Regions from separate parts of the Homo sapiens genome. Here regions 2, 3 and 4 are each linked to region 1. A link is a contact called in ENCODE Hi-C or POLR2A ChIA-PET data. All regions are on one chromosome and are shown on one strand. Each heading gives the region's core, a stretch centred on a gene start or an enhancer-like site at or near the end of the contact. The rest is flanking DNA. Distances are from core to core; before and after follow the strand shown.

What was found. Hi-C counts contacts between places; a loop is a spot of excess contacts on that map. ChIA-PET counts read pairs that join two places held with the same protein, here RNA polymerase II (POLR2A). Pooled maps may share reads with other maps.
Region 2: a loop to region 1 is called in a map of chondrocyte, with 2.1 times the contacts of the local background. The contact joins the enhancer-like site here to the promoter of CEP83 in region 1. A Hi-C loop is called at or near these places in 1 of 168 maps with a recorded cell type or tissue (chondrocyte), 1 of 37 single-sample maps with no recorded cell type and 9 of 50 pooled maps.
Region 3: a loop to region 1 is called in a map with no recorded cell type, with 8 times the contacts of the local background. The contact joins the enhancer-like site here to the promoter of CEP83 in region 1. A Hi-C loop is called at or near these places in 10 of 37 single-sample maps with no recorded cell type and 6 of 50 pooled maps.
Region 4: a pooled map shows a loop between it and region 1 (4-fold over the local background). The contact joins the enhancer-like site here to the promoter of CEP83 in region 1. A Hi-C loop is called at or near these places in 2 of 37 single-sample maps with no recorded cell type and 3 of 50 pooled maps. POLR2A ChIA-PET finds 5 or more read pairs at or near these places in 1 of 52 experiments (GM10248).

The regions. Positions count from the first base shown.
Region 1 is chr12:94,458,477-94,461,273 of GRCh38, reverse strand. It overlaps CEP83 (centrosomal protein 83), which reads left to right and starts at 1,407. Exons shown (of 17, transcript NM_016122.3): 1 at 1,407-1,717. CEP83-DT (CEP83 divergent transcript) reads right to left here and starts at 1,271. Exons shown (of 1, transcript NR_027035.1): 1 at 1-1,271. RefSeq lists an enhancer at 941-990.
Region 2 is chr12:94,761,371-94,764,070 of GRCh38, reverse strand. No RefSeq gene overlaps it. Among named protein-coding and RNA genes, the nearest start is that of MIR492, 72 kb to the left of the region's middle. RefSeq lists an enhancer at 1,123-1,182 and a silencer at 1,503-1,552. Within about 2 kb of position 1,315, at least 7 of the 41 ENCODE cell types and tissues checked have a DNase peak (open chromatin) inside an H3K27ac peak, as active enhancers do.
Region 3 is chr12:94,873,657-94,876,356 of GRCh38, reverse strand. No RefSeq gene overlaps it. Among named protein-coding and RNA genes, the nearest start is that of MIR492, 41 kb to the right of the region's middle. RefSeq lists silencers at 2,323-2,422, 2,433-2,700. Within about 2 kb of position 1,261, at least 3 of the 41 ENCODE cell types and tissues checked have a DNase peak (open chromatin) inside an H3K27ac peak, as active enhancers do.
Region 4 is chr12:94,816,771-94,819,470 of GRCh38, reverse strand. No RefSeq gene overlaps it. Among named protein-coding and RNA genes, the nearest start is that of MIR492, 16 kb to the left of the region's middle. RefSeq lists an enhancer at 911-1,430. Within about 2 kb of position 1,275, at least 3 of the 41 ENCODE cell types and tissues checked have a DNase peak (open chromatin) inside an H3K27ac peak, as active enhancers do.

The sequences.
Region 1 (2,797 bases), core at 158-2,657:
ATCTTTTTCCTACTGACCAATAATTTGTCATGTATAGTTTACTGGCTACCACAGAGATTTCTGGAGTTGTCTGGCTCCAGCGTTTAAAAGTAATGGTTTTGGGCAACTCTGTGAAATGGAGATAACAATTGCACCTACCTTACAGAAATGTTAGAGTTAAATAAGATAACCTGAAAAAGTACTCCAGTACTTGCCACACAAATGCTCAGCAAATGTGAGCTACTGTTATTATACTAAACACGCACACATACATGAGAATTTCTGGATTCTCTATTCTATCTCCCATGTCTCATCTATGTAATCCATCCAGCAACATTCCATTACCAACTCGCTGTCCTTTTTTTCCCTCCTCTTAAGAGACACGGTCCTTTCTAATGGCCCGTTTTCCCTCATTTCAACAACAACAAAATCACCTCTCAGTTGTCCAATAATAACTACAGCCTGAAAATCATAATCTTGGGGGTAAAAATAAGCTGTACTTCACAAAGCAGTGAGAATCAAAGCCCAACCAAGGCACTGAACAAACGCTGGGGATGGGAAGGTGTCTGTTTCTTCCAACACGTATTTTGAAAGGCTGACCGCCTACTTTGTTTCAGACTTTGGATGATCATGGAAGTTCTCAAAAGCTAGCAACTCCTCTTCCAACTATTGTTTACAGCCTTAAGACAAGTAGTTCCCCATGTGACCCCAGGTGGGCCCTGAACTTGGGATAACCAGGACAGGAGACTTGGAGCAGGAGGTGCGGGGGCGAGGAGGGCTCTCTCCCGGGCGATTGGTCCTAACCCGAGGTTCCCTCGTGGCAAGCTGAGCCGACTCCCCACTCGTGGGCTGATGCCCGAGGCAGACGCGGCAGGCAGGCGGCTTCGGGAGCGCATATCTGCACCCATGGGGACGATGGCAGGCTGGCGAAGGGAGAGAGGTGGCGGCAGGACTACCATTTGAGGCTCTCAAATGGTGTGGGGAAGAGGGAAGGAGAGGCGCGAAAAGGAGGAAAACCCCTGGAGACGCTGTGTCGGGCGGAGGCTAGGGAGACCGGCTTCGCGCTCCAACGACGCGCATCACTCAGACTCCAAGGCAAGTGCCCGGGGCTAGATTTTCCGTCCCCTGGGGCTCTGGGGATCTCTGAGTCCATCCCAGGGCCCTCCAGGAACGCCTTCGGGAGCGCAGCCCGGCCCCGCCGCTGCCGCTGTCACCCGTGGCCGCTCCCGCCTCGGTTCGTTTGTCTCCTCCCTCTAACGGCTCCGGCAGCAACCGGCGTCGGTGGCGTGGGTGACGTCGGCGTGGGGGGTGGGACTTCCTGCTTCGCGTGCCGCTGGGCCAAGGGACAGAGCCCGCTCCTCCAGGCTGGTGGGGCGGTGCGATGAGGCGGCTTCTGGGCCATACGTCAGCACGTGGGGTGGCGCCGCACCCCTGAGGATCCCGGTCCACGCGGAGGAGTGGGGCTTTTCACCGCCGCCGCCGCCGCCCTCGGACCTCTCCCGGGATACTTCACATTTCCCTAGGGACGGGAGCCCGAGGGGTCCGTTCGGCCCTCTTCCTCTCGCTGGGCCGACACCCCGCTGTAGGACCGTAACCCTTAGTCCCAATGCCTCCGTAAGCGGAGTTGAGTGGGTGCCTGTGGTTGGAGCTGTGGAGGTGTCCCCGGTGGCGAGCGCGGCCAGAACTGCGGTCACTTAAGTTTTCCGTGTGCGGGTTGCAAGGAGCGTGCGTGCGTCTGGTATGTAACCTCTCTTTCTGGGGACGGTGTCTTGTTTGTATTTTGGAATACTCATTTTGTCCCTCCACAAACTGCCCTTGAATCCTTTTTTTATTTTCCTGTTAAAGTAGTGGAAGCTCGTGCTAGAAAAGTAGGCAGAGAGACGCACGTGAAACTCTTCATGGAGCTTTTGGATGCACTCTGGCTTGGTGGTTGTGTAGCCAGTTTGGTAATTGGCCAGACGTTTAAGTACCTCCAGCTTAATTTACGATGAAAAAGCTATGCTACCATTTTCCTTGGCTTTGAAGACAATTTGAATGAACAGTGATGTCGACTGTCATTACTGAGATAAACACCTAAAATATGTTAGCATATGCTGGGTTTAAATACTTTGGTTAATCCTCAGTGTCCAACTTTTGACCATAATCAATGGGCATTTTGCTCTTAAGAATATCCACTGCTAAGTATTTGTAAAGCCTTTAGTTAGCTGAAATGAGGAAGCTCTTTCAAATCTTACAGATCTCTAGGATAAGGAAAGACTTGTCTGAATTTCGTGTATATGATATATACTTCATAATCTGTTCAGACTTTAAGCAGCTCTAAAACAGAGTGGGTTGTTAAAGCAGTGCTTCTGTTACCAAGCAACATGTCTGTAAACAAGTCTGACATTTAACTAAAACACAATTAAAGGTATCTATCCTACAGTTACCTGGATTTAGAATTTTCCATATTTATGAATTTAGCCTGTAAGTGGTTAGAATTAATACTCACCTTTTGTATTGAGGTTTGATTTCAAACTCAGTTTGTTCAGAATTGTTAGAATGCTTTATTTATTTATTTATGACTGAGTCTCACTCTGTCGCCCAGGCTGGAGTGCAGTAGCGCGATCTCGGCTCACTGCAACCTCCGCCTCCTGGGTTCAAGCGATTCTCCTGCCTCAGCCTCCCGAGTAGCTGGGATTACAGGTGCGTGCCACCATGCCCGGCTAATTTTTTTATTTTAGTAGAGATGGGGTTTCACCATGTTGGCCAGGCTGGTCTCAAACTCCCGACCTCAGGTGATCCGCCCACCTCGGCCTCCCAAAGTGCTGGGATTACAGGT
Region 2 (2,700 bases), core at 66-2,565, 300 kb before region 1:
CAGGGTTCCACCATGTTGGCCAGACTGGTTTTGAACTCCTGACCTCAAGTGACCCACCCACCTTGTACAAATACATACATATTATAGGAAGAATTAGAAAACAGATAAGCACAAAGGGAGTTGGGGGGTGGGGGTTGGAATTGTATAATCCCACCATCTGTAGATAATCACTGCTGAAGTTCAGGCATACACAGCCTTTGTGGTAAACTGACCTAAGCCAGTTTAGTGGTTCACAGCTAATAGGTTATGTATGGTTGATACCAGGAGCCTCCAGTGATGACAGATCTCTACTCCACAACCTCTGTAAGGGTGAAAGGAGAAAGCAAGAGCAGTTCTCAAACCAATCCTGCTACGGGGACAAACATGCATGACCAAGCAGGCACACAGCCTGTGCTGTAAACTGCGCTGGAGAGGCCCAAGCTCCCAGCTTTCAGCCGCTTAGACAAACACCTTGCATGAAAGGCTCTCCTGTGGCCTGTGCAGCAGCAGTGTTGTAGCCATAGCATTGAGCTAACTTTACTTAGAGTCACGCAGGCCACAGAATCCTCCATAACGTAAGACTGGAGGGATGGAGGCTGCTGGCGTTGCTGAATTCTCACACCCTGGTCATAAGAAGGCGGAGTGGCCTGTACAGCATTTCCAGCTGATCCATATACAGCAAGTCCTCAAATGATGTCATTTCAATCGGTGTCATTTCATGATCACCTTGATGAGAAAGTCTGTTCCTGGCTGGGGCCCCTGTCTGTGTGGAGTTTGCACATCCTCCCACATCTGCATGGGTTTTCTCCAGGTCTCCCAATTTCCTCCTACATCGCAGAGATGTACATGTTTGGTTAACTGGCATGTGGTCCCAGCCTGAGTGAGAGAGAGAGAGCGTGTGTGTGTGTGTGTGTGTGGCAGGGGTGTGTGTGGTGGGGGTGTGGGTCTGAGTGCACCCTGCTAGGGGATGTATCCTGTCCAGGATGGGTCCCAATGTTGCAGCCTCAGCTGCCGGGACAGGCTCCAGCTACCCTTGACCCTGAAACAGGAATAACTGGGCAAATAATTATCTTCCTTGTGTTTATTAACCTTACTTAAATGTATGTATAGCTCACATGTATTTCAGTGTTTAATATTATAAATGTTTTGGTTTTTATTTAGAAGTTTTGTGATTTTTTTTGTGATCAGAAATATGCCATAAGAACTTAGCTCTTGTTGATCTCAATTAGCCTGTGGCAAAATCAGTTTCACTATATGTTGTTTCACTGAAAGTTGCAGTTTCCTGTTGATGACATGAAGTGAGCCCTTACTGCACTGTCGTGCATTGCTTAACAACAGGGATATGGTCTGAGAAATGTATCGTTAGTCAATTTTGTCATTGTGTAAACATCATAGTGTACTTATACAAACCTAGATGGCATAGCCTACTACACACCTACACTATATGCTGTAGCCTGTTGCTCCTAGGCTAAAAACCAATACAAAGTGTTACCATACTGAATAGGCAGTTGTAACATGGTGGTATTTGTGTATTTACACATATCTAAACAGAAAAGGTACAGTAAAAACACAGTGGGTTATAAAAGATTAAAAATGGCACACCTGTATAGGGCATTTACCATGAAGGGAGTTTATAGGACTGGAAGTTGCCCTGGGTGAATCAGTGAGTGGTAAGTGAATGTGACCACTCACACAAGTGTAAACTTTAAACGCTGTATACTAAGACTACACTATATTCATTTAAAATTTTTTCTTTAATAATAAACCTTAACTTACTGTAACTTTAAAAATAAATTTTAAGAAACTTTTGACACGTTCATAATAACACTTAGGACACAAATATATTGGATAGCTATACAAAAAATAGTTTCTTTATATCCTTATTCTGTAAGCTTTTTTCTATTATTTATATTTTTACTGTTTCAATTTTTTGTTATAAACTAAGACACGAACACACACATTAGCCTTGGCCTACACGGGGTCAGGATCATCAGTTTCACTGTCTTCCACCTCCACGTCTTGTCCCACTGGGAGGTCTTCAGGGGCAATAACACATTTGAAGCTGTCATTTCCTATGATAACAATGCCTTCTTCTGGAATATCTCCTGAAGGACCTGCCTGAAGCTGTTTTACAGTTAACCTCTTTTTTTCATAAGTAGAAGGAGTACACTCTAAAATAACAATAAAAAGTATAGCATAGTAAATACATACACTGGTAACATAGTTGTTTTATTATCAGGTATTATGTACTGTACATAGCTGTATGTGCTACACTTTACACAAATGGAAGAGTAGTAGGTTGGTTTCCACCAGCAACACCACAAACACATGAGTAATGTATTACGCTGCAGCATTATGACGGCTGTGAGTCACTAGAGGAGGATGGGAATTTGTCAGCTCCATTATAATCTTAAGGAGCCACCATTGTTTCTACACAGTCCATTGACTGAAACGTAGTTAAGCAGTGCATAACTGTATTTTGAACACCTATTTTCATCCAAAATAATTTCTAATATCCACTATGCTTATTAACAAACCGTCTGATGTTTATTAAAGATAAAGGCAGCCGAAGCCTTATAATAGCCAATTTTTTTGGAAATACCAATTTTTTGTTAAAGTCTTTCAAATGCTAAGCAACTGCCCCTAGAGTATAAATTAAGACTCATACACCTATATACCATACTGTTTGTGCTGGAGTATTTTAAAGAGAATTAGAGACAC
Region 3 (2,700 bases), core at 12-2,511, 420 kb before region 1:
AGCTGGGTGTGGTGGTGGGTGCCTGTAGTCCCAGCTACTTGGGAGACTGAAGTGGGAGAATTGCTCAAACCCAGGAGGCAGAAGTAGCAGTGAGCCGAGATCGCGCCACTGCACTCCAGACTGGGCACGACAGAGCAAGACTCCGTCTCAAAGAAAAGAAAAAAAAAAAAAGAACATTAAATTGATTAGATATCACATTTGCAAAGCAAAGAGTATTAATTAGAAGGAGCAGGAAGAGGTAATGTTGTAGAAAGCAGCACAAGTAGTGTTAAAACAAGGCGCTGTGGTGAGATCACACAAACCAATGAAGTGGCTAACACTGTATCTCCAGGTTAAGATTTCTTACAATGCTGAGCAAGAATACTGATACTCTAATACTCACATAGTAATACTCTAAATCTTGAACTTTACTTCTGGCTAGGCCTTTAATGCATCTATTTAGTCCAAGTTGTCATTTTACTGATGAGGAAGCTAAGGCTCTGAGATGTCAAGTGACTAATCTATGACAAAAGCTCACGTTTTTACTTCCAGGAACACCTTTACACAGTTGCACCTTTTCTATGAAGCAGAGGAGGGCAGTATTGCATGGGCATTAAGTGAGAGGGTCCTCGTGTCAGACTGCCTGAGTTGAAATCCAGGCTGTGCCACTAACAAGCTGTATGATCTCGGGCAAATGACCTGCCCTCTCTGAGCTCGAGTATCTCCCTCTAAAAAAACCATAATATCCCAGTACGTACTTCATAGAGTTGTGTGGATTGAAATGATAAGACAGGTATGGCTCAGAAGTACACTTACTAACATTGTTATTTTCCCAAAGAAAGGCAAAAACATAAAAGCTCAATCAGAAGAGATTATATATCCAGGGAGGAAAAAACCCACTGCATACAGATCATAAGATAAAGTAAAAAAGGGACATAGCAAGTGTCATTAATTGTCGTTTCTTACATTTCCCCCTCACACATCAGTCACTCCTCCCCCTATCTGTGCTGATAGGCACCAAAGAGAAATCCAGACAAAATGTTTTTATTCATTAGATCATTAAGGTACTTCGTGTAATATTACGGTCTCTATAGTGCTGCTGACAATCAATGTTAGAAAATTATAAAGGTATTTCTTTGGCAGTGGTGATCTGCCAGAATAACTGGCATAAAGGCAATGCCAAAGCTGAAACACTCATGAGAAGTGTTTACCCGGCACAAGCCTTTGCATTCCCACTGCTGTCTGCCTGCATACCTGTCACAGCCGCTTTGGAAACACAAGCGTCCTTGGATGCTTTTCAAAGGATCCTCTGACAAACAAGAGATATTTTTTTCTACACAAAATTCAGGCTGCCTTGAGTTCCGTGCTATTTGATTTACTTTGTTCAGCAGTCGAAGCAGAATAAAATCAGATTTCTTCCTGGAAGACCTTCCCACATCATTCCATCCTGTTCTTGCGGATTTAGATCCTGCATTCTGAGCTCAAGGGTGTGCAGCGTTTTCATGATCTGGGGAATACATTTTTCCCCCTTCTCATTTTTTTCCCGCAGAAGCATTAGCATTTGGGGATGGGCTCCCGTGTTGTTTGGAAAAGTTGGGGTGGAGGTCGATTGTGAAGAGAAAGCTGTGCACACAGGGGACTGCTAGGAAAACCCGTGGGTTTCGCTGGAATGGGGATGCTGACCTCTTCCCCTGCCGAGCTCCTTCACCTGAATGAGACCAGACGGTCTCTGTTCCACGGTGTTTCCTCCAGCCCCGGGTGGATCTGCTGTTTACCGCTCTTAACTCTCTTCCCACCCCTCCTCGGAAAGCTTTATGAATGCTCAGGACTTTCAAAAAACAATCGCAGAATCTAAAGAATGGTAAAGGGCCGACGCACTGGCTCACACCTCTCATCCCAGCACTTTGGGAGGCCGAGGCTGGAGGGTCGCTTGAGGCCAGGAGTTCGAGACCAGCCTGGGCAAAATGGCGAGACACCAGTCTCTACAAAAGAATAAAAATACAAAAATTAGCCGGGCGTAGTGGAGCACTCGCCTGTGGTCCCAGCTACTGGGAAGGCTGAGGCGGGAGGATCGCTTGAGCCTGGGAGAATCGCAAGGCTGCAGTGAGCCGAAATCGCGCCCCTGCGCTCAGCCTGGGGGACAGAGCGAGACCCTGTCTGAAAAATTAAAAAGAAAACGAAGAGTAGGAACGGACATTAGCGGGCCACCTTCCCATCCCATGGGGAGAATTTTAAGGTGGTACTTTTAAGGCGGGTGAGAATTGCCATCTGCGCTCTCCGCCAATCCACTCTTGCTCCGCAAACTTGGGGTCCCTGTAGGGTGGGCCCAGCTTTCACCCCAAAGCTTCTCCAGCTCAGTTCTGGGGGCCGCGGGGCAGGCATCGGAGACTCGCTCCGCTCCTGGTGGGGCCAGAACTCGAGGAAGAGGAGAGGGGCGAAGCGGCCCGAGGAGGCGGGGACGCTGCGACGGCGGCAGAAAGGCCCCGGGGCCCCGGAGCTCCGCGAGCTCAGTGCGCCCTTGGCCGGCTCCGCGCCTCCGCCGCAGCCCGGGAGAGCCCCGGGGACCCCGCGGCCAGCGCTACCCCGCCCCGCCCCCGCCGGCTTGGCGGCCGCGGCGCAGGCGTGTGCAGGAGGGGGCAGCGCGGAGCTCCCGGCCGGCCGAGCGTCGCCGCCGGCCCAGCCCTTCTCGCGCCCAAGTCGCCGAGCCCCGCCCGGACGGCC
Region 4 (2,700 bases), core at 26-2,525, 360 kb before region 1:
TCCAACACCTAGATTCTAGTAGATATTCCTTGAAAAAGGTGTTAGCAGTGGTGAGTCCATACAGGTCTGCAGCAACCTCAATTCTTCCCTCTTCAGAAGAAAATATTTGACACAGAGACCAAGGCAAGTTTTAGAGGAATGAAAGTTTATTCAAAAGCTTTACAGCAGGAATGAAAGGAAGTGAACTTGGAAGAGGGCCAAGGGGGTGACTGGAGAGATCAAGTGCATGGATTCCCCATTGACTTGGGATTTTATATGTTGTCATATTTCCAGGAGCTTGTGTCCCTTGTCTCCTGATTCTTCCCTTGGGTGGGCTCTCCGCATCCGCAGTGGCTGCCAGCACTTAGGAGTGATGCATGCACGGTATGTTTACTGGAGTTGTACGCATGCTCACTCGAGGCATTCTTCTCTTACCAGTTGAATGTTCCTAGAAGGTCATATACCAGTTAAACTTTGCCATTTTGCCTCTTTTTTGCTTGAGCCCACTGGCCCAACTCCTGAGATCTTATCAGGAAACTGCTGATTCCCAGCTTCAGGTGTTTCTATCTATTGGGAGACTGCCTTTCTCTGGTGCTGGCTGTGACCAATTATTATTTTATTTTATTTTATTCTTTTATTTAGATTCTCGCTCTGTAGCCTAGGCTGGAGTGCAGTGGTGCGATCTCGGCTCACTGCAACCTCCGCCTCCCAGGTTCAAGCGATTCTCCTGCCTCAGGCTCCCGGGGAAGCTGGGATTACAGGTGCCCGCAACCATGCCCTGCCAATTTTTGTATTTTTATTAGAGATGGGGTTTCACTGTGTTGGCCAAGCTGGTCTCAAACTCCAGACCTCAAGAGATCCGCCTGCCTCAGCCTCCCAAAGTGCTGGGATTACAGGTGTGAGCCACCGTGCCCGGCCCAATTATTATTTTAGAGAGACAGTTAACAACTGCCTGACCTCAGTGGTTGCCTGACACTCCTGGAGTGGGGCAGGGGAGCCCTCTTCTGCCCTGCTCAGGTCTAACTAGCTACCTACTATCACAAAAGGAGTCTGGTTAAAAAGGTATTGTGGCAAAAGGGAGTATAGTATGGGTTCCCCAACCTTACTTGGCCGCAACACCTTTGTGTGGCTGAGCATCTTGGGATCAGCAGCCTGCAGGACACTGGAAATTGCTGGACTGAAGGTCAGTGATCTGAGAGACAGGAAAGTACCCGCAGCGAGACAGTGCGAAGAGAGCAATTTTAGAAATACTTCTGCTTTTGTTTCTCAGTTTTTGTTTCTCGGTGCTTATTTTTAACCTAAGTAGTAGTCATTTGAAGCTCTCAGAAGCTCATGGGCTCTTATCAGATGAAAGTACCCCAGACCTTGCAGGATTAGGAACATCATCTGGCCTGAACAGAAGGTAAAATTGCTGTCTGATTTTCTTTTTAGAGAAACCTGTTAGTGAAGCTGGCGATTCAGTTCTTTCTGGTATACATTTAGGACCTGTTAAATATATATTCTGCCTCAAGGGGAAATCATATTCTAAAAAGTAAACAATTCATAGGCAATTCTTGTACCTTGAGAATCCATTAATGGCTTTCAGAAGGCAAATTTTGTTGTCAAGGGGACAGGTTATATGGGCAACTTGCTTCTATTAATACTTTTCTGGGCAGATTAACTAAATGAACTAATATTTAACTTGGTCTAATAGAATGTTAGCCAGAACAGTGCCTGGTAACAACAACAATAATACTAGCTAACATTTCTTAAGTGGTCACTATGTCCCATAACTATTATACATGTGTTAACTAATTTAATCCTCACAAAAATGCAATGAGGTAGCTGTTATTTTTACTCCCACTTTATAAATGAGAAAATATAGTAATATAGCATATTTTACATATATACAGTAATATTGTAGCAGGACGAGCTGCAGACAAAACCCCTCAGACACCGAGTTAAGGAAGGGCTTTATTCGGCTGGGAGCGTCGGCAAGACTCACGTCTCCAACAACTGAGCTCCCCAAGTGAGCAATTCCTGTCCCTTTTAAGGGCTTACAACTCTAAGGGGGTCCGCGTGAGAGGATCGTGATCGATTGAGCAAGCTGGGAGTACGTGACTGGGGGCTGCATGCACTGGTAATCAGAACGGAACAGGACAGGGATTTTCACAATGCTTTTCCATATAATGTCTGGAATCTATAGATGACATAACCGCTTAGGTTAGGGGTCGATCTTTAACTACCAGGCCCAGGGCTCAGCGCTGGGCTGTCTGCCTGTGGATTTCATTTCTGCCTTTTAGTTTTTACTTCTTTATTTGGAGGCAGAAATTGGGTGTAAGACAATATGAGGGGTGGTCTCCTCCCTTAATATAGCATAATAGTGAGGCTAGAACCAGTGATTGGCTCTGTATTCATAAGAGTGAGTAACAAAGCAAAGCAGATTTTACAGTAAGTTCTTTCTTTTTTTTTTTTTTTTTTTTTTTTTTTTGAGACAGTCTCGCTCTGTGATCCAAGCTGGAGTGCAGTGGTGCGATCTAGGCTCATGGCCCGCCTCCCAGGTTCAAGCAATTCTTGTGCCTCAGCCTCCTAAGTAGGTGGGGTTCCAGGCCCCAGCCACCACACCCGGCTAATCTTTGTATTTTTAGCAGAGATGGGTTTTCACTATGTTGGCCAGGCTGGTCTTGAACTCCTGGCCTCAAGTGATTTGCCTGCCTTGGCCTCCCAAAGTGCTGGGGTTAT